Regions from separate parts of the Mus musculus genome. Here all the other regions are linked to region 1. A link is a loop called in an ENCODE intact Hi-C map of the cell type or tissue named here. Cell type or tissue: heart. All regions are shown on one strand. Region 1 holds the start of Fam104a (family with sequence similarity 104, member A). Region 2 has its middle 6.3 kb from the start of Rpl38. Region 3 overlaps Cdc42ep4 (CDC42 effector protein (Rho GTPase binding) 4).

What was found. Peaks named below come from ENCODE experiments on the same cell type or tissue, not always from the same donor. Only the 100,000 strongest peaks of a DNase experiment are listed, where the experiment ranks them.
Region 2: a loop joins it to region 1, with 4 times the contacts of the local background. A loop is called at or near these places in 3 of 42 quality-filtered maps.
Region 3: a loop joins it to region 1, with 4 times the contacts of the local background. A loop is called at or near these places in 4 of 42 quality-filtered maps.

The regions. Positions count from the first base shown.
Region 1 is chr11:113,679,413-113,687,412 of GRCm38, forward strand. Fam104a (family with sequence similarity 104, member A) reads right to left here and starts at 4,739. Exons shown (of 3, transcript NM_138598.5): 1 at 4,450-4,739. The coding sequence starts at 4,673. It overlaps D11Wsu47e (DNA segment, Chr 11, Wayne State University 47, expressed), which reads left to right and starts at 5,022. Exons shown (of 5, transcript NM_001361593.1): 1 at 5,022-5,299. In heart, no CTCF peak of the experiment used is centred here; DNase peaks (open chromatin) are centred at 4,019 and 4,729; H3K4me3 peaks cover 4,415 bases; H3K27ac peaks cover 2,962 bases.
Region 2 is chr11:114,658,305-114,666,304 of GRCm38, forward strand. It overlaps the pseudogene Gm11689. Among named protein-coding and RNA genes, the nearest start is that of Rpl38, 6.3 kb to the right of the region's middle. In heart, a CTCF peak has its summit at 4,874 (motif pointing left); no DNase peak of the experiment used is centred here; H3K27me3 peaks cover 2,106 bases.
Region 3 is chr11:113,739,198-113,747,197 of GRCm38, forward strand. All of the region lies in intron 1 of Cdc42ep4 (CDC42 effector protein (Rho GTPase binding) 4), which reads right to left. Among named protein-coding and RNA genes, the nearest start is that of Cdc42ep4, 8.6 kb to the right of the region's middle. In heart, a CTCF peak has its summit at 4,014 (motif pointing left); DNase peaks (open chromatin) are centred at 174 and 1,114; H3K4me3 peaks cover 411 bases; H3K27ac peaks cover 1,397 bases.

The DNA of each region.
Region 1 (8,000 bases):
AAAGGTGCTTACTGCCACCAAGCCTGACAGCCTGGGTTCCAACTCAGGTCCCACGTGGTGGGAGAAAACTGACTCTCACAAGTTGCTCTCTGAGCTCCAAACACACTCACACCTCTACACACACACTAGTTAAATATATTTTAAAAGCCAAAAGCGAAATCGATCAGAGACCACAGAAACTCCTGTTTCACTGAAGAAAAAAAGGCTAACTATTGTAAATTTATTATAAAAAAGCTGCAAAATATAAATTGTAAAAGGATTTATTTTACTTATGTATTTATTTATTTGGACATAGTTCCAATGTAGCCTTGGAACGCAAACTCACTATGTATAAGTAGACCAGGCCAGCCTCAGTAATCCACCTGCCTCTGCTTCCCAAGTACGGGGACTAAAGGTGTGTACCAGCACACCTAGTAGGAAAGGATATCTTAGACCTATATACCGAGAAAAATGCCTGTCTAGTGAGCAATGCCAGTCCTAAATTATTTTACTGTAAGCAACAACAACAAATAAATAAAACTAACAAAATACAAAAACAAATGACTGCTTCTAAACCCTAGAAAGAGGTTCAGCAAAGAACAAAACTTCAAAGATTCTGTAGGCCCGCAGTTCTTTACTTTGGGATAGATTGCAGTATCAGCTCTGCTTGGTTAGTGTTTTCAGATTTATTTTATGTTTATGAGTGCTTTGCCTACATGTCCATGGTGTCAGAAGGCTTTGGCTCCCCTGGAGCTGGAGTTACAGACAGTCACCATGTTGGTGCTGGGAATTGAACTTAGGTCCTCTGCAGGAGCAGTTAAGCACTCTTAGCTGCTGAGCCATTTCTGCAGCCATCAGCTGTTGTTTAACTGAGTAAGGAAAATTTTTGGATTACCAAAATGTTGTTTTGGCAAAAAAATCTTTACATAGTAAAAATTTACTGGGCAGCACTGTCAAGTTCCATACATCCAAAGGGCTTATCAATTATGGAGAAAATGCTTCCAAGAAAGAGATAAAAGGCAATACTAGGCCTGATGGGACAGTCACCTTCAATCTGTATGTACACTTAGGAGGCAGAGACAAGAGAATCTCTTTGAGTTTGAGGTCTCTCTGGTCTACATAGCGAGTTCCAGGACAGCTAAGACCACACACAGGGACAGTCACAAAAACAAACTAAAAAACCAAAACCAAACAAACAAAAAAATACACAACAACAAAAAAAAAGAAGGAAAAAACTAAGGAGTTTATTTACACACACACACACACACACACACAGGGAAAATGGGTGTTATACAGTTGCAGCTTTCCATATGCAGCAAGTCCCTAACCAAGATTATGATTAGAAGCCAAAATCATCACTCTGGCTCAAGAGCTTGTATCCTGAAGACTCTGAAAACATCCTACTCTTAAGAATGAGCTTACGAGCTGGGCGTGGTGGCGCACGCCTTTAGTCCCAGCACTTGGGAGGCAGAGGCAGGTGGATCTCTGAGTTCGAGGCCAGCCTGGTCTACAGAGTGAGTTCCAGGACAGCCAGGGCTACACAGAGAAACCCTATCTTGATAAACAAAACCAGAAATAAACAAACAAACAAACGAATGAACAAACAGTAACTTAGTATATAAACTGAACTAAGAAGCTTCTCCTCCACCCCACTACAGGCATTTTGCATGAGACAAGGTCTGCTGGGAGAGACCCTCAACAGTGGCAGCACACTGGCACCTCAACTTTTATCTTATCAGCATGACAACAGCTGGCTATGCTTGGGGCTGCTGAGTCACTGCAACCAAACTTTATGAGGCTGACCAAAACTTGCCATCTCCTCATCTGTAACAGGGCATTTTCCTCCCAGTACCAATAGCAGCACTGGGCTGTTCTACTGTTGTCATCTGCCTCTGGGCAAGTCATGTAAGATCTGTCAGTTTCTCAGTGTATAAGCACCATCTCTCGGGCCTCTTTTCAGTGGTCAGGAGCTAAGAATGAGCTCTACTAGGCTCCATGTTTGTTGTTCTTAGTTTTCATTATTAAATGCCTCCCTAGAACACTCAGCTTTCGATACCCTTATTAATAATTGACAAGATCACAAGTTTACAGTCGGTTCACTGTCTTTCTAGGCACCTCCTTTCCACTTAGGGAAAAACAATTGCTAGATCTATCACCCCCAGAATGGCTGGCTCCATCACTTTTCATATCTCACTTCTGTCCTATTTTCCTGGTCCTCTTCAAAGAACCTTAGGCAGACTTAAATAGAAAGTACAACAACTGGTTTTCATTTTATTATAAAAGGTCTCACCAGGTAGCCTGGATGGCCTGGAACTGGCTATACAAAACAAGTTAGCCATGAACTCGGATCCTCTGCCTCTTGAGGGCTGGGGTTAAAGACAAGCACAATCATAGTCCATCTCAAATGCTTCTTACTATAGGTGTCTCTCTCCCAATTCATATGTAGACGCTAAGGATCTGTGATAAGGCATACTTCCTTACCATACAACCACCCTTCTACAGTGTTCTCAGTCTACTGAGAAAGTCTGACACCAGAGGGGGCCAAGCTAGCTCATGGGTGATGAGAAAGAATAAAAAAATAAATAAATAAAAATTAGGCAAGAAAGGTCTGTCCTTGATAACTGGTTTTTAAAGAAGTCACCAGAAAGAGGGGGAAAAAAAGTCACCAAAATATATAAACACACTAAGATTTCTATAAGTATATTAGATAAAAAGAATCTGTAATCAGCACAAACTTACACTACTTGTCTGCAGCACTAGATTTAAAAAAATCTGTTAGTGACAGAAAATGCTGAGGGCTGTCACATGAGGGAGACATTCCAAAAGAATCTAAAAGATGGCAGTCAGCTCAGGCTTGCTGCATCTAAAGGTCACAGCCCTAACTCTAATGGTGTGACTGTAACTGGTCCATAATTCCAACTTGACCTAATTTGAACCTTCCAATGATTTCTAATAACTGGCAAGATTATGGCTTCATTCTATCTGTACAATCAGTAAGATTAAACCTTTTGGAGTACATTAATGCCATGGACCAGATTATAATTCTGGCAAGCACCTTCTAATTTCCAATTTAGTTTGATCATTTTTTTTTTGACACAAGTACAGGCTTTCTACTACAATTACTATAGAACCAAAATCAGTCACTCAATTCAGTCTAGGGACCTTAAAATTCTCACCACTGGATCAAGTCATCTCAGAATGTTGGGGAACCCCAGTCCCATGAAATAACTGTTTCAGGGAGAAGCCTTGCAAAACAATGATTACATTCATAACCAAAGAATGCAAGGAACAAGACTCAGGGCTGAGGAGATGGCCCAGCCACGGAAGACCCCTGTTAGTCCTACAGAGGACTGGGGTTTTGTTCCCAGCCCTCCTCTGAGTCTACGTTGACACTAGACACGCACGTCGTGATGTACATACATATACACAGGCAAACCACTCATACACATAAAATAAAATAAGTAAAATCATTTATGAGAGAAAATAAAAAAGCAAGCCTACGATCCACCTTCTTTAAGCCTGAGACGACTACGGAATAAAGAGCCGCGAGCCTGAATAGACTTAGATAAATAAATGAGTCTCTCTAAATCCGTTCTCTGTTCTCCACCAGAGAAATGAAAAAGTACAACTTAGCGTAGATGTAGATAGATCGTCAAGCATCTTATTAGGAGACTTTCCAGTAAGAAATAAAGCCAGCCTTCTTCATTCTGAGGTAAGGCGTCCCAACTTACTTCTTCCCAGACGGAAAATAAGGAGAAAAGAAACTTCATCTGGATCGGGCCTAAAGCCCCGAGGGGCCGCCCGCCTAGTGAGGGTTGAGAGTAACTCGTGGTGTTAGCCACCTCCCTGCTCCCAGCCAACTGGCCCCTCATCCAAACTGTTTAGAATCCTGCCTGCTAATGCTACAACCGAGAGTGGGTCACCACCCACCCGGGTCCATCAGATGAGGGAGGGCACAGCGCTGCGGTCTGCCCTAAGCCCTCCCAGCTGCAGGGGTTAAGCCCAACCCCCGCCTTTCTCCTGACCTTGGGGCGCCAGCAGCTCCCCGCCCCCGAAGCATCCCGTCCCCTCTCCGAGGCGCCTCGCTCGAAGGGAGCCATCTCTTCCAGATCGGCCATCCCTCCCATCCCCCTACCACCACCGCCCGCCTCAATTTAGGAAGGACCACACCGTCCGTCTCGTCGGGCCGAACAAACCTCATTCCGAAGCGGAAAGGGCAGAAGACGAAGAAAACAAGGAAAAGACGGAGAAGGGGCAGCCCTGGATTCCAGAGCGTCGCCTCCCTGGCTGCCCACGGGGTCCAAGTGTCAGAGGCGGCGCCACCTTCTCCCCTCCGCCTCCTCCGACCGCAGAGCAGCGCAGCCCAGAGCCTCGCACCACCACCCCGCCGGCTCCGTCCGCCCCTCGGCTCCAGAGCGCACATCCTCGGCCGAGGGGCCGCGGAGAAAGCGGGTTCCCCCCTTCCCTCACCTGGGGCGGAGGCGCTCGCTCATGGCAGCTGGTGAAGGCGAGCGACGCGGCGCCGCCCCGCGCCGACAGCGAACAGTCGGAGCTGTGTCCCGGCGCCCGCCACGCCCACCCGCACGGGTCTGAGCTCTGACCGCCGCCGCGCGGGTGGTTGCTGCGGGCGCTGAGTCCCCCTCGGGCCGACCCGGACCACAGCCACTTCCGGTGTCGCCTCCGCGCCTCCCCATGTCGCAGGCGCCGTGGTACTGTCCTCCTGCGGCTGCGCGGAGGCGGGACGCCGGCCGCGCTTTCCCATCACCGCGCACGCAGGAAGAGGCGGGTCCCAGAGGGAAGACTGACCGGGAACTTCCAGGACCCCCGTTTAGGTGTCCGGGGCAGCCGCCTGTTCAAAAACAAAACAGGACACGACGTAAAAGTCAAGCCAGATTTTAGATAAATTACATTATTTGACGATCATTGATACTTGTCTCTGCGTTAAGCCTCTCTAAGGTGAAAATTTTAAAAAGAACCAGACGAGCTCCATCAGGCACAGACGCGGACGGCCACAGGCTCAGGGGTCCTCTGGTTGGGAAGGTGTTGGTGGGCTCCGGGTTCTAAGAGTGTGCGGCGTGGAACTTCGCGTCTCCGAACGGTGCGGAGCCCGTTCCATGGAGTAGCTAAGGGCTGGGCTATTTTTCCGCGACCTTTGTTGCAGGTCAAGAGAGGAGTGCGGAACAGGCGAACGGGATAACGGAGTTCCGTACCGGGAAGGGCCACGCCCACCTGCTGGAAGAGGCCGGACCGAGAGGTGTGGGGGAGACCGGCAGGCGTGGGAACGCGGCGGTGTGGACGGAGCTGCCTCGCGGCTGGCGAGGTGAGCTTGATCAGTGGCGAATCGCGAGGTCCCTGCCCGCCGTGAGTTGCGCACACCTGTCATCCCCATTCTTGGGAGGAGAAGCTGCAAGACCAGGAGGTCAGAATCATCCTCGACTGTGTAACAAGTTCGAAGCCAGCCTGGGCTACTTGAGACCTTGTCTCCCATGTGATCTCACCACCACCACCAGAATACGTGTACTCTAAGACTTGGGGAAGTCTTAACTTTGGTTGTCAGACGCATTCCCTTTTCTCTGTCAGGAGCATAATCCAGTTCTTTGTCTAGGACTCAGTACTATCAGCTCCCCACCTTACACAAACTGATATTCAGAGTTTCTGCCAAACGTGAACAGTGATCCATAAGCATGGGGGTCTTTAGGAGAGTCGACAAGAGGTCAGGCAGGAAAACGAAACCCCTGTTAAAGTGTAGGGTGTAGAGTCTGGCGTAGTAATGCACGCCTTTTAATCCCACTACTCAGGAGGCAGAGCAAGCTGATCTATGTGAGTTCAAGGCCATCCTGGTCTACCTAGTGAGAGTTCCAGGGAAGACAAGGCTACCAGGTAAGACCCCATCATCTCAAAAAAGTCTACCGTTAAAACTGGAAAGTCCAACCGGGCGGCGGTGGCGCGCGCCTTTAATCCCAACACTTGGGAGGCAGAGGCAGGCGGATTTCTGAGGTCAAGGCCAGCCTGGTCTACGGAGTGAGTTCCAGGACAGCCAGGGCTACACAGAGAAACCCTGTCTCCAAAACAAAACAAACAAAAAAACTGGAAAGCCCATGTATTGTCTTTGTCGTGTGCCCTTCAGTGCGGCAGTGCATTCTCACTAACAGAAGACTTATGGTGCACTCGGTGGGAAACAGTTTGGGTGTGCCTTTTATGAACGATAAAGTAATGGTTGCTTTAAACAAATGGATTTTTATCTTGTAAAGTGGTTTCAGACTCAGGGTTTGGGGGGTTTGTTTGTTTTTTATTTTTTTTAATCTATTTACTGGCCAGGAGGTATTTTCAGTCACGGTATTAAATAGTTATAGTAAACATGTTTATTCGTTCAACAAATGTCACATACCAGCGTCAGTGGTAGAGGTGTGTCTGCGTGGGCATTGATGGAGAGACAATCTCCCTGTGTAGTCCAGGCTGCCATTAAACCACCTTAGCTTCCTCAGAGCATTCAGGGGTACACAATATGCTTTGTGGTAGTAGATTTTGAGAATGGAGTCATCCCCAGGAGAGATGGTTCCTGGCCTTTGGAATTTTAAAGATGTAGTAATAGCTCACAGGCGAGCTTTGTAATTCAACCCTCTCCTTTCCCAACTCCAGAGAATAACAAGAGATAGATATAGTGTGTAATGTACTTTTTTTTTTTTTTGGTTTTTTTTGGGGGGTTTTTTGAAACAGGGTTCTGTCCTGGAACTCACTCTGTAGACCAGGCTGGCCTCGAACTCAGAAATCCTCCTATGATTATATATCCATATACATATGAATAATCAATTATATTACAATTTATAACTTAAAAATGGAGATCATACCCATCTGTTTATTGGTTTTGTTTTGTTTTGTTTTGTCTTTTTGAGACAGGGTTTCTCTGTATAGCCCTGGCTGTCCTGGAACTCACTCTGTAGACCAGGCTGGCCTCGAACTCAGAAATCCGCCTGCCTCTGCCTCCTGAGTGCTGCGATTAAAGGCGTGCACCACCACGCCCGGCTCATTGTTATTTGTGTGTGTGTGTGTGTGTGTGTGTGTTGCTATATTAATCTGAGCAGAGATTCAGATTCATTTCTCCTGAATGAGGGGAAACCCTCCTTTATTTATTTATTTATTTAGGAGACAGGATCTCATAAATCTCAGGCTAGTCTACTGACCTGGCCATCCTGTCTCTACTTCAGGGTGCTGGAATTGTGAATGTCTACCATACCACAGTATCGGGTTTTATGCAGTGCTGGGGATGGAACCCAGGTCTTCGTGCTTGCCAGGTCGACTGAGCCACATCCCCAGCTGATAAGAGTTCTCCTGAGTCCTTACACCCCAGTGAATCTCGCTTGTGTAACTTTAGAAACGTTCAAACCAGTTTTTGCACCCCCATGGATGTCATACTTCCTTGTTCCAGCCTTAAAGAGCAGGGTCAAGAAGAGTGGGTGTGATTTATTGAAGAATTCCTGAAAATGGGAGGGGCTCTGAGGGAGGAATGCCCACCTGGTGGACCCCTTTCACCTTTTTACTAAGTGTATGTCTATGTGCCTGCATGAGTTTGTTATATATGTGCACACTGTGTCCCAGCAGGTCAGAGGACACCAGACTCCCCCAAAAGGAGAATTATAGGTGGTCATTGTTAGGTCTCAAACCCAGGACAAATGGTGCCTATTTAACGTGTCATAATGGACCTGGCCTCCTTGTTTCCTAGCATCCCTCATTCCCTACCAGTTACAAGGTATGGCTGGCATACCCCTTCCCCTAGCCTGAGCTTCTCCCAGCTGCTCTTCCCCATGGAATCCATTTATTTTGTGAAAGGCAGGCCCTTTTGTCTCTGCCTTTCACTCTTGTGGCTCCGCCTTCTCCCCTCCCCTACTCTTCCCACATGACCCAGGCTCACATCCACTCTGGACTCTCCCAGATGTCTTTGCCTCTAGTTATGTGCTCCCTTTTAAAGGCTCTAAGTAGATTTTTTTTTTCTTAATCTTTAAGGTTTTGTTTAATTTTGTTTT
Region 2 (8,000 bases), 980 kb after region 1:
TTATAATAATAAATAAATCTTTTTTAAAAAATGTCCTAAGAGGGTACCTGGATTAAAACCACTCAAATTGGGGCTGGAGAGATGGCTCAGTGGTTAAGAGCATTGACTGCTCTTCTCGAGGTCCTGAGTTCAAATCCCAGCAACCACATGGTGATTCACAACCATTTTAAGATCTGATACCCTCTTCTGGTGTGTCTGAAGACAGCCACAGTGTACTTATATATAATAAATAGATCTTCGGGCTGGAGTGAGATCATTCTTTTGTTCTTGTACTCCTGGACACTTACATAGGAAGAAGCTGGGTGGATTCCTCCCAGACCTGACTCATCCCCAGCTTGGGTGATCTATCTATCCCACAGCACACCGTATCTGGTCCATGAAACACTTCTCCCATGTGGTGACCTCTGCCTTCACTATTAGTCTTTGGGAACCCTGTGGTGGGAACAGAGCCAGAGACACACATTTGTGGGCTAAATACACGTCATCACAGCAGGGAAGTGTGGCACAGGACCTGGCCAGCAATGGGACCTAGGGTCTGGTTGTCTCTCTTGGGCATCTTAACAGTGAACTTGGTGTGTATGATCCTTCCTCCTCTTATCCATACAGACGGAAAAGGTATTCTAACCATGCTCCCAGCCGAGAGCAGCGGCTCTGCAGCCCTCGGGAGGGGGCCAAAGGAGGTGTAGCAACCCTGACTGCCTGCAGAAAGACTTTGAACTTGAGGCTATATGTAAATATAAGAAAGGGTGTAGGGGTGCAAAGACCTGGCCTGAAGTCAGGCACGGTAGTTATTCCAGCACCCACGATGCTTAGGCAGGAGGATCGCTGTGAGTTTGAGAATCAGTTTGAATTACATAGGAAATACCAGGTCAAGTTAGGGATATAAAACCAGATCCTGATTGGAACACAAAGCGAAGAGATATCAGTGGTCTGGGTTCAGAAATAAATAACCTGGCCATGGGACTGGAGATCACTAATGGAGCTCACGAGCAGTGTCTACCTAGTACGTGTGTGGCTCTGGATCCCAGCCCCAGGAGCAAAAGGTGGGGGTGAGGGGGCCAGGATGGAGTATAACACCCTGTTATGAAAATAACAACAGAAATTGTGGGGAGCGGGTGTGGCGGCAGTCCCAAAGGCGCCAGAGACTGCAGCTAAGTCATATGACTTGCACCTGACTTCCTCATATAAGACACAAACATCTTGAGTGCTGCGCAGGTGTACCAGGATACAGGTGAATCCAATTTGGTGGAGATTTGCCCCTGCTGCCCTGATTAGCTGAAGCTGCGTGCCTGGTGAGGTGGCGTGGCCTGCTGTGCGTGGATGGGAACTGAGAGTATAAAAGAGTGAGAGGCCCAGGGTTCGGGGGAGATATAAACAAGGGAGATATAAACAAGGGGAGATATAAAAACAGGGGAGATATAAACAGGGGAGATATGAACAAGGGAGATATAGAGAAAGAAGAAACAGGACTGAATAAACGTGTGCAGAAGGATCCTGTAGCAGCGTCGTTCTTCCTGGCCTGTTGAGCGCGCGCAACAGTTGGTGCTGAAACCCGGGAAGAAAAACTCGGGACGGGACGAGAAGACCTGGGACCCAGGACAAGGGAAAAGAAACATCTTCAGGCATGAGCGAAGACCCCCTGCTACAGGGAGGATTCAGAACTGCATCACGGGGAAGGAGTGGTTAATAAAAGTTCCTGTAAAACAGACTGTTGAGAAGGATCCGGCGTGGATTCAGAACTCTTCAGCTGGGGAACGGTACTGATGAAGAGAAAGAAGAAAGATGAAGACTGAATAAACTGCTGTTAGAAGGACTGGTGGTCACGTCGTTCTTGCTGGTCGAGAGTGGGCGTGACAATTGGTGGCCCGTACGGGGAACCGACTCCCCCACCGAGTTCAGAACTTTCAGCAGTCAGTGGTTGCCGGCAGGGTAAGTTCACGGTGAGTGAAACTTGCGACCCCAGGAGTTTGGGAAGGACCTCGGATAAAATAGAGGCAAGCATAAAGTTGCCAGGAAGCAGGCACAAGGTAACAAAAGGTTCCTGGTTTTGGGATAAGTTAAGGTTCCTGGCTTTGGGACAAGTTAAGGTTCCCTGTTTGGGGACAAGTTAAGGAACTATGATAACCTCAGTGTAGTGATCAATAGATCCTCGCTGTGTAGTTATGCTTTTTTCTCCCATTGACCCTTTGTGGGTAGGTCTGATAGTTTTGGTCTTGTTTGTTCTGATATATGGACTCTGTTACTGTTTGAATCAAGAGGCAGTCAAGACAGGTCAGAAAATCCTTACAGAGCAACAAGAAAGTATGTCGGAAAAGGAGAAGGGCTTAAAAAGAAAAAGGAAAAAGAAAGACAGTGTTATCAGGTGGACAGAAAGGACAAAATAAAAGAGCCGAGGTGGAGGAGGAAGGCGAATTAGCTTTTGTGCCGCCTCCCTATGCCTCCTCAGCAGCCACCTGTAGGTGGACCTTCTGTCCGGAGATTTGGAGAGGATCGACCAGATCAGGTGTTGACGTGGGCGAGAGGGTCTGTTTGTGTGTTTCCACAGGACCAGACGGAACCTCTTTGGGTGCTGGAGAGGTTGGTGAGACGCTGCAAGAATGAGGATCCTGATCCAGTTGCCCCTGTGGATGTGGTGGATGATCCCACAAGCACAAAGGATGGAGCCGAGATGAGAGATCCTTTCGGTATTCCAGAAGCCGATACCAGCTCGACATGACATTCAAATTTTTCCATGCCTTTTTGATCCCTGAATTCCCCTTATAGAGATAGCCGCTCTGGCTATCTATCCCTTGCTTCAGGGAAGATGAGTAGGGATGAGAGCCCTGGGATGTATGCTTGTTATAGTGTGTGTGTTTTGTGTTTGGCACATGTGTTAGGTGCAGAGTGTGCGGGCCCGCACTTTCGCCATGGTAGCGTAGGCTTTTGCTGCAGTGGAGGCGGGACAATCTCCTCAGATTTGGTTTGCCGCTCTAAAAGAAATTATGCTGCGTTATGCCGTGGGGTGCGAGGCTAAGCACTGCACAGAGGATAGCTTGCTGTTGGCATCCTGTGGAAGGCATGTCTGATTGCATGAAGGTTCAGTGTCCTAGTTCCCTTCCCCCAGGAAAAACGACACGGGAGCTGGCCAAGACCTCTCTGGGTGATGAGCCTAAGGGATGGTTTTGTGTAGGGCCCCTATGCTTGCACACTGGGGATCAGACCTCTACCTTCACCCATGAGGCTTGCTTGCAGCAATTAAGATCTGGCCATAGATTAATCAACATCCTGGCCTTTTGATGCACCTGCCACAAGCAAAACACAATCTCCCCAGGAGTGGCTTGGCATGATAGAGAGGTAGTCAGTGATAAGACTCCCTGGGCATGTCGCCAACCTAAGACAGGGATCAAACCAATGCTGTTTGTCACCCAAGGACGGGTAAGGGACATGGCTGCGGGGGGCTTTCTACAGACATTCTCTCTGCCAAAAAAGAAAAAAGGGGGATTTGTGGGGAGCGGGTGTGGCGGCAGTCCCAAAGGCGCCAGAGACTGCAGCTAAGTCATATGACTTGCACCTGACTTCCTCATATAAGACACAAACATCTTGAGTGCTGCGCAGGTGTACCAGGATACAGGTGAATCCAATTTGGTGGAGATTTGCCCCTGCTGCCCTGATTAGCTGAAGCTGCGTGCCTGGTGAGGTGGCGTGGCCTGCTGTGCGTGGATGGGAACTGAGAGTATAAAAGAGTGAGAGGCCCAGGGTTCGGGGGAGATATAAACAAGGGAGATATAAACAAGGGGAGATATAAAAACAGGGGAGATATAAACAGGGGAGATATGAACAAGGGAGATATAGAGAAAGAAGAAACAGGACTGAATAAACGTGTGCAGAAGGATCCTGTAGCAGCGTCGTTCTTCCTGGCCTGTTGAGCGCGCGCAACAAGAAATATTTATTTGGCTTTGTTCTGCTAGCCCTGGGGACTTCCAACTGTGCAGGGATATCTAGCCATGGGCGTGGGCCTTTTTATTCTCCAGGACTGTGGAGATAGAGCATCAAGTGCAGAAAAACCAGGATGCAATCCGAATTCCACAGCATTCTACGGAGTCTCAGCCCCAGCCTGAGGCAAGGATCCGGTCTGGAAAAGATCATCACTCGTGCTGAGTTCCTGGCCAAGGATGTGGCTCAACTGGTAGAGTGCTTGCTTCGAATGCATACAGACCTGGGTTCGATCCCCAGCGCTGCATAAACCCAGTATGGTGTGGTTGGTTTGTCCCAGTTCTCAGAAGGTGTAGGTGGAAGGATCAGAAGGTCACCCTCTGCTACATAGGACAACCTGGGCTACATGAGCCGCTATCTGAGGAGGAGGAGGAGGAGGAGGAGGAGGAGGAGGAAGAGGAGGAAGAGTTCAAGAGACATCATTACTGTCTGATCAGAGCCAGAGACACACAATTGTGGTCTGATCAGCCATGCTTTGTGGCACTTGGCTAGAAAGCTGGTTGTGTGGCATCCTTCTCATGACCATTTACGGCTTGAAGATTCTACCCAGCACCTCATTTAGACTTCCCACCTTAGATTTTAAAAAAGCACAACTCCTCCCTCATCCATCCACTCTTCCAGGTAGCTATGTAGAACCCTAGGCTCTCCCTGTGCTGAGCCTCTGGGAGGTTTATGGACAGCTCCCAGAGGACAGGTTTAAAGGCCAGCTATGCTGGCAGCAGAAGGCATGGTCCCCTTGGGGGCCTCCTGGAGACTAAGTGCGTCGGGAACTAAGAAAGCACTCCTGTAGGTATGAAATACTACACCAATCGCATCCACAATTTATAAGCCTGAGATTTGGGATTTAAACCAGAAGGCAGGTTCCTTGCCGTTCAGTCTCCAGTCTCAGGCTCAGCACCCCCGTGTGGTCACAAGTGGACACTGCACCCACATCCCAGACAGCCAGAGAGGAAGCCAGAATGGCTGATAACCTGCCTCCCATCCTATCTGTCCCCTCATCCCCCCATCCTCCTAACCCCCCCCCAAAAAACAGCCTTAGACACAGAAACCCAGAGCTCAAGAGATTACTCTAGCATGAGAGGGAATCTGTTTTGAAGCCACAGAACTTTCATTCCCAGAGAACCCCAAGTTCTCTCAACTCTAGGCTAATACTGGGATGAGGGTCCATCAACCATTTGTCCAAGTCAGATGCCAGGCTGACTTCTCAGCTCCTCTAGAGCACACTGTATCCTGACACTACCTCTCTGCCTGCCTGTGAGTGGAGTGCCAGGTCTCTGCCTCATTCTGGTGCCTCTGACCACTGAAGAGAGAAACCCAAATGGATGGGTCTTCAGGGTTACCATTGGAGGGGAAGGGAAGGGAGAGGGTACCTCTCTGACCCTGTTTGCTCTGCCGCAGACCCTGCCAGAGTCAGCCCCAAGGCCAGCGGGTAGATGAAAGCAAGAAAGGTGTAAGACCAGAAGATAGTCCCTAGACCAGACTTAAGCCCAGCTCCAACCTCCATCAGCCCTGGCTTGCCTACAAGCCCCCTCCCAGACCTTCTGTCTCTTCATGGTACCTCAGCTTGCCACCTGGGATGCTTTAGCCCCCCCCCCCAGGCTTCACAGACACGGTAGCCCTGATAGGTAATGTGGATCCCGTTCTGGCCAGAGGAGAGCCCCCCTCTCCTGCAGGACCCCCCTTTAGCAGCTCTTATCATGTGCATGTCTGAGAGTCCCAGGGAAGCTACCGTACAGATCTCTCCCAGCTGCTTCTTGTCTGAGTCTGAAGTCAGATCCTGACACTGAGATTCCCCCCTGGGAGCCTGAGACACCCTCCCTCTGTACACCATACTTTGCCCTGCAGTGTATCTTGTTATTTGTTGTTTTCTATCCCCCTTGGGGAGCTGGAGAAGACCTTGGTCCTTGAACAAATGAGCCTTCGTGGTTTTACTCTTCGTCTACGCTCTCTTAAATCATGCAACTCAAGTGGGCCAGCATCTGTCTTCCCAGGGCGGCTGTCAATGGTAGATGCAGCTCATCTTACCCACCTCCTGACTGGTGCAGCAGGAAGGAGCACGGGCGCCAGTTATCACTTATATATGTTGTGCACCTACTATGTGCTGGGGACTGCTTGGAGTACCTGACCTGAATCTTTCTTCTTTTAGCTCCCTGTTTGTTTGTTTTTTCCTCTTCCTGTCCCTTCTCATAATGAGTGATTTCAAAGGTCACATCCAGCTTGAGAGTCCCCCAAAGTCAGCATTAAGTGCCTACTGTATATATACTGTATACGTCAGCATTATATCCAAGAGCTGCCTACAGAAAGTTCTACCGCCCCTGCTCGGGGGTCACGATGGGCAGCAAGATGACTTCCGCCACCAGGGTCGTGCAGGTAGTGAAACCACACGGTCCATTAATAAAGTTCCCTAACAGAAGAGACAAACCTAAACTCAGTGCCTCAGAAGCTCTGGGGTCTGCTGCGCTCCCCTCCCACTCCTCTGTCATTTCATAGCATCCTAAAGGAAGTACGATTTACTGATGCGCCAGGGGCCACCAGACACTGCAGAAATTATAAAATCATTACCTCAGAAATACAGAAGGAAACCTGTGTCTCAAGAGGAAATGGAGTTTATCCAGCATGGGGGTCCAGAGTGATCGTGTGGCTGCTGCTTGTCACCAGGCAGAAGGATTCACTTTGCAATAAAGGACTTCCACAAAGTCAAATGAAAAGTCATACATTAAACAACCTTAACAAATATGTAAGCAGAATGAAGTATAGAAACTCCAGGTGGTCACTTGTATCTCCTACATTATGTATCTTGGTCAGCTGCCCCACAAGCTGCCCTGTACACTTATTAAAGTCTACATTTAAAGAAGAAGAAGGAGGAGGAGGAGAAGAAGGAGAAGGAGAAGGAGAAGGAGAAGAAGAAGAAGAAGAGGAAGAAGAAAGTTCTACCTTAGCCGGGCAGTGGTGGCTCACGCCTTTAATCCCAGCTCTCAGGAGGCATAGACAGGTGGATTTCTGAGTTCAAGCAAAGCCAGCCTGGTCTACAGCGTGAGTTCCAGGACAGCCAGGGCTATACAGAGAAACCCTGCCTCGAGAAAACAAAAACAAAAACAAAAAAGAAGAAGAAAAACAAAAAAAACAAAAAAAAAAAAAAAAAACAACAAAAAAAAAAAAAAAAAGAAGAAGAAGAAGAAGAAGAAAGTTCTACGTTGTCCTTGCCCTCAAAGTCAGTACAAACACAGGAAGAGTTTATCCCCAAAGGACCAAAGGACATAGCTCAGTTGATAGAGTGTTTGCCTAGCATGCACAAGTCCTGGGTCAAGACATCAGCACCAGGCATGGTGGCTCATATCTGTAATGCTAGCACTCAGGAAGTGGTGACAGGAGGTTTGCAAGCTCAAGGAGGCCACCCTCTGCCTCTCAGGGAGGTCATCCTGGGCTATAAGATATATCCTGTCCAAAAAAACCAAAAGAGCCGGGTATGGTGGTCCACACCTTTAATCCCAGCACTTGGAAGGTGGAGTCATGAGATCTCTGTGAGTTCAAGGCCAGCCTGATCTACAAAGCAAGTTCCAGGAATACCTAGATCAACACAAGGAGACCCTCTCTTTAAAAAACAGAGCTTACCCCCACCATTGCCACACAGCCTATACGGAAGGTGTTAGCATTTCCTCTAGACTCCGCCCAACAGTTACTTAGCCAGGAGCCAGGCATTTAAGGGTTGTCTGGGCTTTCCTTCTCCCTCCCTCCCTCCTTCCCTCCCTCCTTCCCTCCCTCCCTCCCTCCCTCCCTCCCTCCCTCCCTCCCTCCTTCTCCTTCTCCCTCTTTCTACATGTTCCCAGCCTGCCTCTTCCCTATTTTCTCTTTCCTCTTTGTGTCCTTCTCGGTCCCCTTCCTCTGCCTCTTCTCCAGACCCCCTTTCCAAGTCCCAAATAAAACTTCCTTTTATTCTGGGCCTGCTAAGGCACCACCTCCCACAGCACCATATCATGCTTTATAGAACATATCAGGAGGGACAAAGGGGCTGGGGGGGGGGGGGCATC
Region 3 (8,000 bases), 60 kb after region 1:
GACCCACAGTCCTAGGCCAGACTCATTCCCAGATCTGTAGAGACTGATCACCTGTCCCCACCCCTAACCCCCACCTCTCACCCTCACAAGGAGAACACTAGCAGCTGCTTCCTGGTGCTCCAGCCTTCTTCTTGGCCAAGCAGGTGACTCGGAACAACCACGCCCACCCAACGGAGACTGGCCTTCCGCCAGTGTCACGGGAGCTTTGAGCTGGAAGTCAGCCACCCACAGGACAGTGGGATCTAGTCAAGAGACACTCCAGATAGGTGAGAGCTTGGGTTTTACTCCTCCCACACTCCCAGCTCGGCCACTCCAATACTGTGAACAAAGAGGGAAAAGGAAAGGGCAGAAGTCACTCAAGGTGCTCCCTTCAACTGACCATGCGCAGAAAAGTTATGGCTGCCAACGACTCCCCTTTACCAGGTACCTGTGTGTCTAGCTTGGGGCTGAGAAAACAGACACGTACTCTTCTGCACCTCAAAGCAACCATGCAGGAGGTTCTCATGATACATCTATTTTACAGGAAGGGGATTTGAGGCTCCAGCAAGTTAATTTCCTCCCTCCTTCCCTTATCTTCTGAACTGACTGACGGTAGCCCATCTCTCTCAAACCCTGGTGCAGTATGTTTGGAGGGGCTGAGGAGCACTGGGCTAGGAAGGCTGCTACCCTGAAAATGACTGGGACCAGAATCCACATTACCAACTCCTTGATTAGAGGGTCATCTCTAGGGACAGCTGAACTTGATCCTCCCAAGGCCCTACAGAGTCCTAAAGAGAAGGCAGCGGAAAGGATCCGTGCGTGAGAACTCCAAGCCAGGTGTCCCCTGGGTACTTAGGAATGGGGTCAGCACAAAGCCTAGATTCAAATCCTTCTCAAGGAAGCCCTGATCCAGGGTTGAGAGCCTCAACCCTGCCAGATGCCAGGGAGAAAGATCAGAATCCTGACCCAAGTTAGCGCTTTAACTCTTAGATCTGAGCATTTACTGCACCCTTCCCAGAGGCCGGCCAAGCCCGGCCAACACTGCCCAAGCCCAGCCAGGGTACAGCCTACTTCCCAGAGATAAACATCCCTTCTCTGATGGGCTCTTCCTGGAAGGGAAAGTGACTGAGGCTCTCCAGACATCACTTGGTGCTTTGTCACGGTTGTGTCGGGAAGCATGCCGCCTAGGAATTCCTGCTTCTGGGGGTGGGGTGGCAGGAGATGCTGGAGATGGGTGGGGGCCAGAGTGACCCGGCAGCATGTGTGTGTGTATTTAATTTTTTATATTTATTATTCAGGTGGTGGCAGTGCATGTCTTTCATCCCAGCACTCAGGGAGGCAGAGGCAGGCAGATCCCTGAGTTCAAAGCCATCCTGGTCTACAGAGTACGTTCCAGGACAGCCAAGGCTACACAGAGAAATCCTGTCTCAAAAGAACAAAAAAAGGTTCTGTTTTATTTATTTATATGTATGTGTCTGTATGCAGTTATGTGCAAGGAGCCCAGACACTGAAGTCACAGGCACTTTCGAGTGACATGATGGGGGTAATAGGAACTGAACGTGGGTCCACCACAAGACAAGCAAGTGTTCGTTCTTAACCCCTGGGCCAACTCTTCAGCCTCAGGTTATTAATATTCCACACCTGACATCCAGTAGAGTGGCCTCTGGCTTCATGTGGCTGCTGAGGTATTAAATACCTCACATGGAGCCTGGGAAGGCCGCTCAGTCAGCAAAGAACTCACTATGCAAGCATGAGGTCCGGAGTTTAGATTTGCCAGCACCTACATAGGCCAGCAGAGTAGCGTATGCCTGTAATCCCAAGGCTAGGGAGGCAAGAGAGTTCCCTGTGTCAGACGGGTGAGCTCCCAAGTTCAGTGAGAGACCCCGTCTCAAAAGATAAAGCAGAAGGGCTGGAAGACGGTCAAGGTTAAACGGTCCGACATGCGGGCATGCGATTGTCAGCACGCCTAGCAGCAGCTCACCCCTCCTGCAATTCCAGCTCCAGGAAGTTCAATGTCTCTGGCGTCTGTGGGCACCTGTACTATGCCTGCACACACGCACACATGTGCACACACACACACACACATTAAAAGTGTGAGGAAACATAACTCTTCTATGGGGCAGTACAGACTTAGATATTTCCCTGTTACACAGGCAGGATGCGTTATTACAGATGGGGAATAAAGGCAGTCATTGTTCCTTCCTTCTGGGACTGAAGGCACTCATGCGCTGGTAAATCACACGCCATGTCAAACGCCATTGCTAACACCCCAAGTTTCCATTCCGCCAGTCTGTCACAAATGTTTTATTCTTTCATTGAGACTCTATAACTTCTATTTTCCATAACTATGCCAGCTTGTAATTATTTCTGTAAGACTGGCGTGAAAAAAAGAAATCACTTCTGTTTCCCACTGCCATTCTATTTTGAGGATGCTCTGTCATGTTACAGTCCCAGCAACATGAGGTGATCAACTTTAGGTGCTTGCCTGCCTTCCCTGTGTCTCTCTCCCTTGTGTGTGTGTGTGTGGGGGGGGTGGGTGTCAAGACAGGGTTTCTCTGTGTGGCCCTGGCTGTCCCGGAACTCATTCTGTAGACCAGGCTGGCTTTGAACTCAGAGATCCGCCTGCCTCTGCCTCCCAAGTGCTGGGATTAAAGGTGTGTGCCACCACTGCCCGGCTTCCCTGTTTCCTCTTTGAGACAGGGTCTTGCTGTGTAGCCCTGACTGGCCTGGAACTTGATACAGACAGAGTTGGCCTCAAACTTTCAACCATCCTCCTGCCTCTGCCTCCAACTGCTACAATGATAGGCTTTCACCGAATTGAAACTCTAAAATACAAACATAACCTTTCCTCCGGAACGTGTAGTGTGCATTTCTTTGATTACTAAGTGTGTTGTTTTAAAAAAATGTATTATCGCCACGCAGACCTGCTCCTTGGAAACTGCTCACTGAAGCTTTTGCCCATTCCTCTATTGGCAGGAGGGGCTTCCTGTTTTCCAGTAGACTTGCTCGATATCTTTAAATCCTAGTGCTATTCTGCAAATATTTTGGCAAATCTGGCATATGCCTGTCTACATTATGGTGACACACATGCTGCCAAGCGCCTCATTTGTTTGTGGTCCAGGCGGCTTTCTGCCTTCCGGCCTTCATCTTACCAAGCAAAGACTTCTCTTCTATTCCCCAAGTTTGTGGGCTGGGGGGTGGGGGTACAGGTGCTAAAAGTATGGGAAATGCAGGGCAAGCTACTCACAGGAGAAACAAAACCAAACCCCCAAAGAAACGCAGCGAAGTGCAGCTGTCTGTGTGACCTCTACCACTGAGTCACTAAAAGGGGGCCACAAAGACCAGGAAGAGTCAAGTGCCAGGCCTGGAGCCGCTGGTCCTGCCATCCCAACTACTCAGTGTGAGCGAGGAGGGTCCTAGCTCAAGAGAGTCCCGTTTACGTGGTAAATTCCAGGTAAACCTAGGCGCTGCAGCTAAGAGCCTCCTTCAACGTTAAGTTAGTGGTGGTGGACTGCTCACCTAGCCTGTGCTAGGCTCTAGATTTTGATCCCTGGTAACAAACACACATTAGCAGTAAATGGTACTATATAAAATATAAATATAACACGGCAACACAAATAACAGTCAAATAAACAGAGAAGCAGTAGGTGGTTCACACCGCAGTCTCAGCACAGGGGGAAGTCTACGCAGGAGGACTGAGGCAGTATGACTACACAGGAAGCTCTGGGCTAGCCTGAGCTACAGAGCAGGATGTTGCCTGTTTTGTTCATTCGTTTGGTTTTTTAAACCGGGTTGTGGTGGCAGATCTTCATGACTTGGCCACTACTTGGTTCTGTATGGTGAGTTCCAAGCCAGCCAGAGTTAAAAAGTGAGATCTTGCCTCAAACAACAACAACAACAACAACAACAACAAAACAAAACAAAAACCCGGAAACAGATGTGGAGAGATAGGAACATGGCAGTTCCCAGCACCCACACTGTAGCTCACAGACATCTGTAACTCCTGTTTAAGGGGATCTGGTGCCCTCTTCAGGCTACCTTGGGCACTGCACACACACAGTGCACAGACTGTATGCATAGGCAAAAAAAACAAAAAACAAACAAACAAAAAAAAACCCCTCATACTCATAAAATAACAAAACTAGGAAAAATGTGACAGCAACAAAGAACAATAATTTTCCTGAACTCTTATAAGAACCAGCCTTGTTAAATGGGTGGAAAGCAACCAAAGCTGCCTTGGTTCGATATGCGCTCCTTCCTGAGCCTGGGCGGCTGTGGCCGGCTTCCACAGAGCCTTTCCTTCTGTGCCTTGTTCTGCTTCTTTCTGAAGCAGATCTGGAGTCTCACCAGGCAGAGCAGCTTTGGAGCATCCAGTGGTGAGAGCCCAAGTGCCTGTCTTCCCCCTGAATTCATCCTGGCTGCTCTCATCTACGGACTCTTCCATGTGTGTCTCAGAATGAGGAAGGCTGGGCACACTATACACTGCTCATCCTGGCCCTTGGAAAGCTGAGGCAGAAGGATTCCAAGTGCCAGTCCAGCTTGGGCTGCAAAACAAGAGTCTACCTCAGAAGCCTAGAGAGAAGGGGAGAGACAATCCTGTCCTATCTGCAACAACTGTCCTTACTGAACGGGACACTACAGCAGACATGAAGAACATTGGTTTCTGCCTGGCACCCACAGTGACATCCTAAACCTAGTTACCCATAGGGCTGCCACCAGCCAGGAGGGGCCACTAAGTCCTCACGTTGTGGCTAGTGAGAATTGGGAAACATTTTCTTTTTCCTAATTCAAGTATTTTAAATTTTAAATAGGATGTTTGGTTCCTTTACAGGAAAACTTCAGAGTGTTGGGAAAACCTGTGTGAATCAGTGTATGACTGTAAAATTTTTTGCAATCCAAACACTGATCAAATATTTATAAAGTTTGGTATCCAGACTGTAGTGTACTATTTAGTGTGAGACACATGATAGATGTTGAAGCTTTTGTATCTTAAAGGACAATATAAAGTACACCATAGGTAATTTCTGTACATTTACTTATGAACTTATTTGAGATGGGGCCTTACTAGGTAGCTGTGCTGTCCTGAAACACACTATGTAGACCAGGCTGGCCTTGAACTCACCAGAGGTTAACCTGCCTCTGCCTGCCAAGTGCTAGGATTAAAGGGGGCATATGTCTCTCCATTTTGTCCACTTCTCTTTTATTTGTGTGTGTGTTTGTGTGTCTGTGTCTGTGAGTGTCTGTGATCAGTGTGTATGTCTGTCTGTATATGTGTGTGTGGATTGTATACGTGCCTATGTGTGTGTCTGTGTGTGAGAGTGTGTGTGTCTGTGTGCATGTATGTATGTGTGTGTGTGTCTTGTGTATGTGTCTATGTGTGTGTCGTTTCTGAGAGTGTGTGTATCTGTGTCTGCATGTGTTTGTGTGTGTATGTATGTGTCTTGTGTATGTGTCTATGTTTGTGTGTGCATTTGTGTGCACCCACTCGTGCACACATGCCAACAGAGACACAGAAGAGGGAGTTAGATTCCCCTGAAGTTAAAGTTACAGGCATTTGTAAACTGCCCTGCATAGGTGCTAGCAATCAACCCAAGGTCCTCTGAAAAAGTAGCAAGTATTCCTAACTGCTGAGCCATTTCCCAGACCCTCCACTGAAAAACTTCAACAACTATGTGGGAATGGCAATATTTTGGACGTGCAGCGTTAATATGAAAATTTACCTTTTTAAAAAAAATATGACTATTAGAAAAGTTAACATTAGGGGGCTGGTGAGATGGCTCAGTGGGTAAGAGCACCCGACTGCTCTTCTGAAGGTCCGGAGTTCAAATCCCAGCAACCACATGGTGGCTCACAACCATCCATAATGTGATCTGACTCCCTCTTCTGGAGTGTCTGAAGACAGCTACAGTGTACTTACATAAAATAAATAAATAAATAAATCTGTTTGTTAAAAAAAAAAGAAAAGTTAACATTAAACTGGGCAACGGTGATGCACACCTTTAATTTGAGCACTCACTCAGCACTGTGAGCTGGAGGCCAGCCTGGTCTACAGAGTAAGTTTCAGGACTATACAAGAAACCCTGTCTCCAAAAACAAAAAATAAAAAAACCTATAGAAAAGTTAAAGTTATGCGTATGACCAGCCTTCTATCCTTTATTGGGGCAAGCGGTAATCAGACTTGGACATGGAAGCCTGGGCTGTATACATGCTAATAAGCCTGTGTCCTAGCACACAGCTGCCCTCAGCTCCCAGCATTATGCTATTAACAGCACTGCTCTATGGCTACTGTCATCAACTGTCACATTCTCTAGTGGACTCACAGACAGTCTCCATTATCTCCAATATACAGAGATTCCTCCCTCCACCAGCCTGAGAGGATTGGCATTATTGATTGGTGTGCGTGCTACCACGCCCCCACTCAAATTTGCAATCCTTAACAGTGTATAAAACTATACGATTCCAATGCCTGAACCAAGCTAACAAGTGGGGAAACACAGTGTGTCTCAGCAATCAACCCCTTAGTTGGTAAAGAGGGAATGCAGTCGACTTTGGAATCAGGAGTGGTCTGGAGAGACGTCTACCAAAGTTAGTCCTGATCAATTGGCATCTAGGATTTGAGATGCTCCCTAGCCTCAGGCAGAGGGCCAGACCCTGCACCAGGTGGTCCTCTCCCCAGGCCACAGGTCAGAAGTATGGAGCAGAGCAGACACTCCAGGTCCTAGATGCTATATGTTCTGGCTAAATGGCGTTTAGTACTGAAGGTTCTCGTGCTGCGTGTCTGACAGCTTTTATCTTGGGTCCTTTTCCCAACAATATCAAATACCACAGATCAACACTGTCATCTCCATCTTGAAGATGAGAAAGCAGGGCAGGGTTTAGAGAGCCCATGAGTCACCAAGGTCACACAGCTCCTAAGGACAGAGCTGAGAGAAGAATCCAGAGAAATGTGATGCTGAACTCTCAGGGTTTCCACTCTACAAGCACATCGGAGGTGGGAGGGGTCTCATCAAGCCTCGAAGGGGTGATGAGGGAGGGCTACAAGGACCAAACACCCACAGGAAGCCCACTGCTTCACAGACTGTGTTCGTCTTAAAGATTTCCCCAAGACCCATGAGATGGCTCACATCTGTAAAGGCACTTGTCACCAAGCTTGAAGGCCTGAGCTCAGCATGCCGAACCACATGGTGAAAGGAGAGAATGGAGCACACAAGGGTGTCTTCTGACCTTACTGTGACCAGTGTGCACACGTGCGTGCGTGCGTGTGTGTGTGTGTGTGTGTGTGTAAAAGAATTATTTTACCCGGCGTGGTGGCGCATGCCTTTAATCCCAGCACTTGGGAGGCAGAGACAGGCGAATTTCTGAGTTCGAGGCCAGCCTGGTCTACAAAGTGAGTTCCAGGACAGCCAAGGCTATACAGAGAAACCCTGTCTTGAAAAACAAAAACAAAACAAATAAAAACAAACAAATAAAAAGAATTATTTTAAAATATCGCTGGAGCTAGAGAGCGCAGTTAAAGAGTATTTGTTGCTCTTGTGGAGAGGATCAGAGTTCTGTTCCCAGCATGCACACGGAGGCTCACAACTGTCTCTAACTCCAGTTCCATGGGGCCTGCCTGGCTCCTGCTGAAGGCGTTCACACACATGGTGAACATTCATACATGCAGGCTAGCACTGATATATATATATATATATATATATATATATATATATTTTAAAATCTCCAGTCTGGGCACTCCATTTTCTATCATCCTAGAGAAAATTATTAATTCTAGGAAATAGACGGTGGGGTGGGGGGATGGGAGCCCTTGAGCTGGAAATTACCTCAATCTCACCCAGCATCCATCTCTACCCTCAGTCCAGAACCCTCTGGCTCGAACCAGGGGAAGGAAGCCAGCAGGAGGGTGAAGGGAATGGTTTCCCTTACCATGGCCTGCCCACAAGGGAAGAGAAAGGGGCCAGGGCCTGGGAGAGACCGGAAACGACAATTGACCAAGGAGCCAAGACGAAGAACAACTAATGACC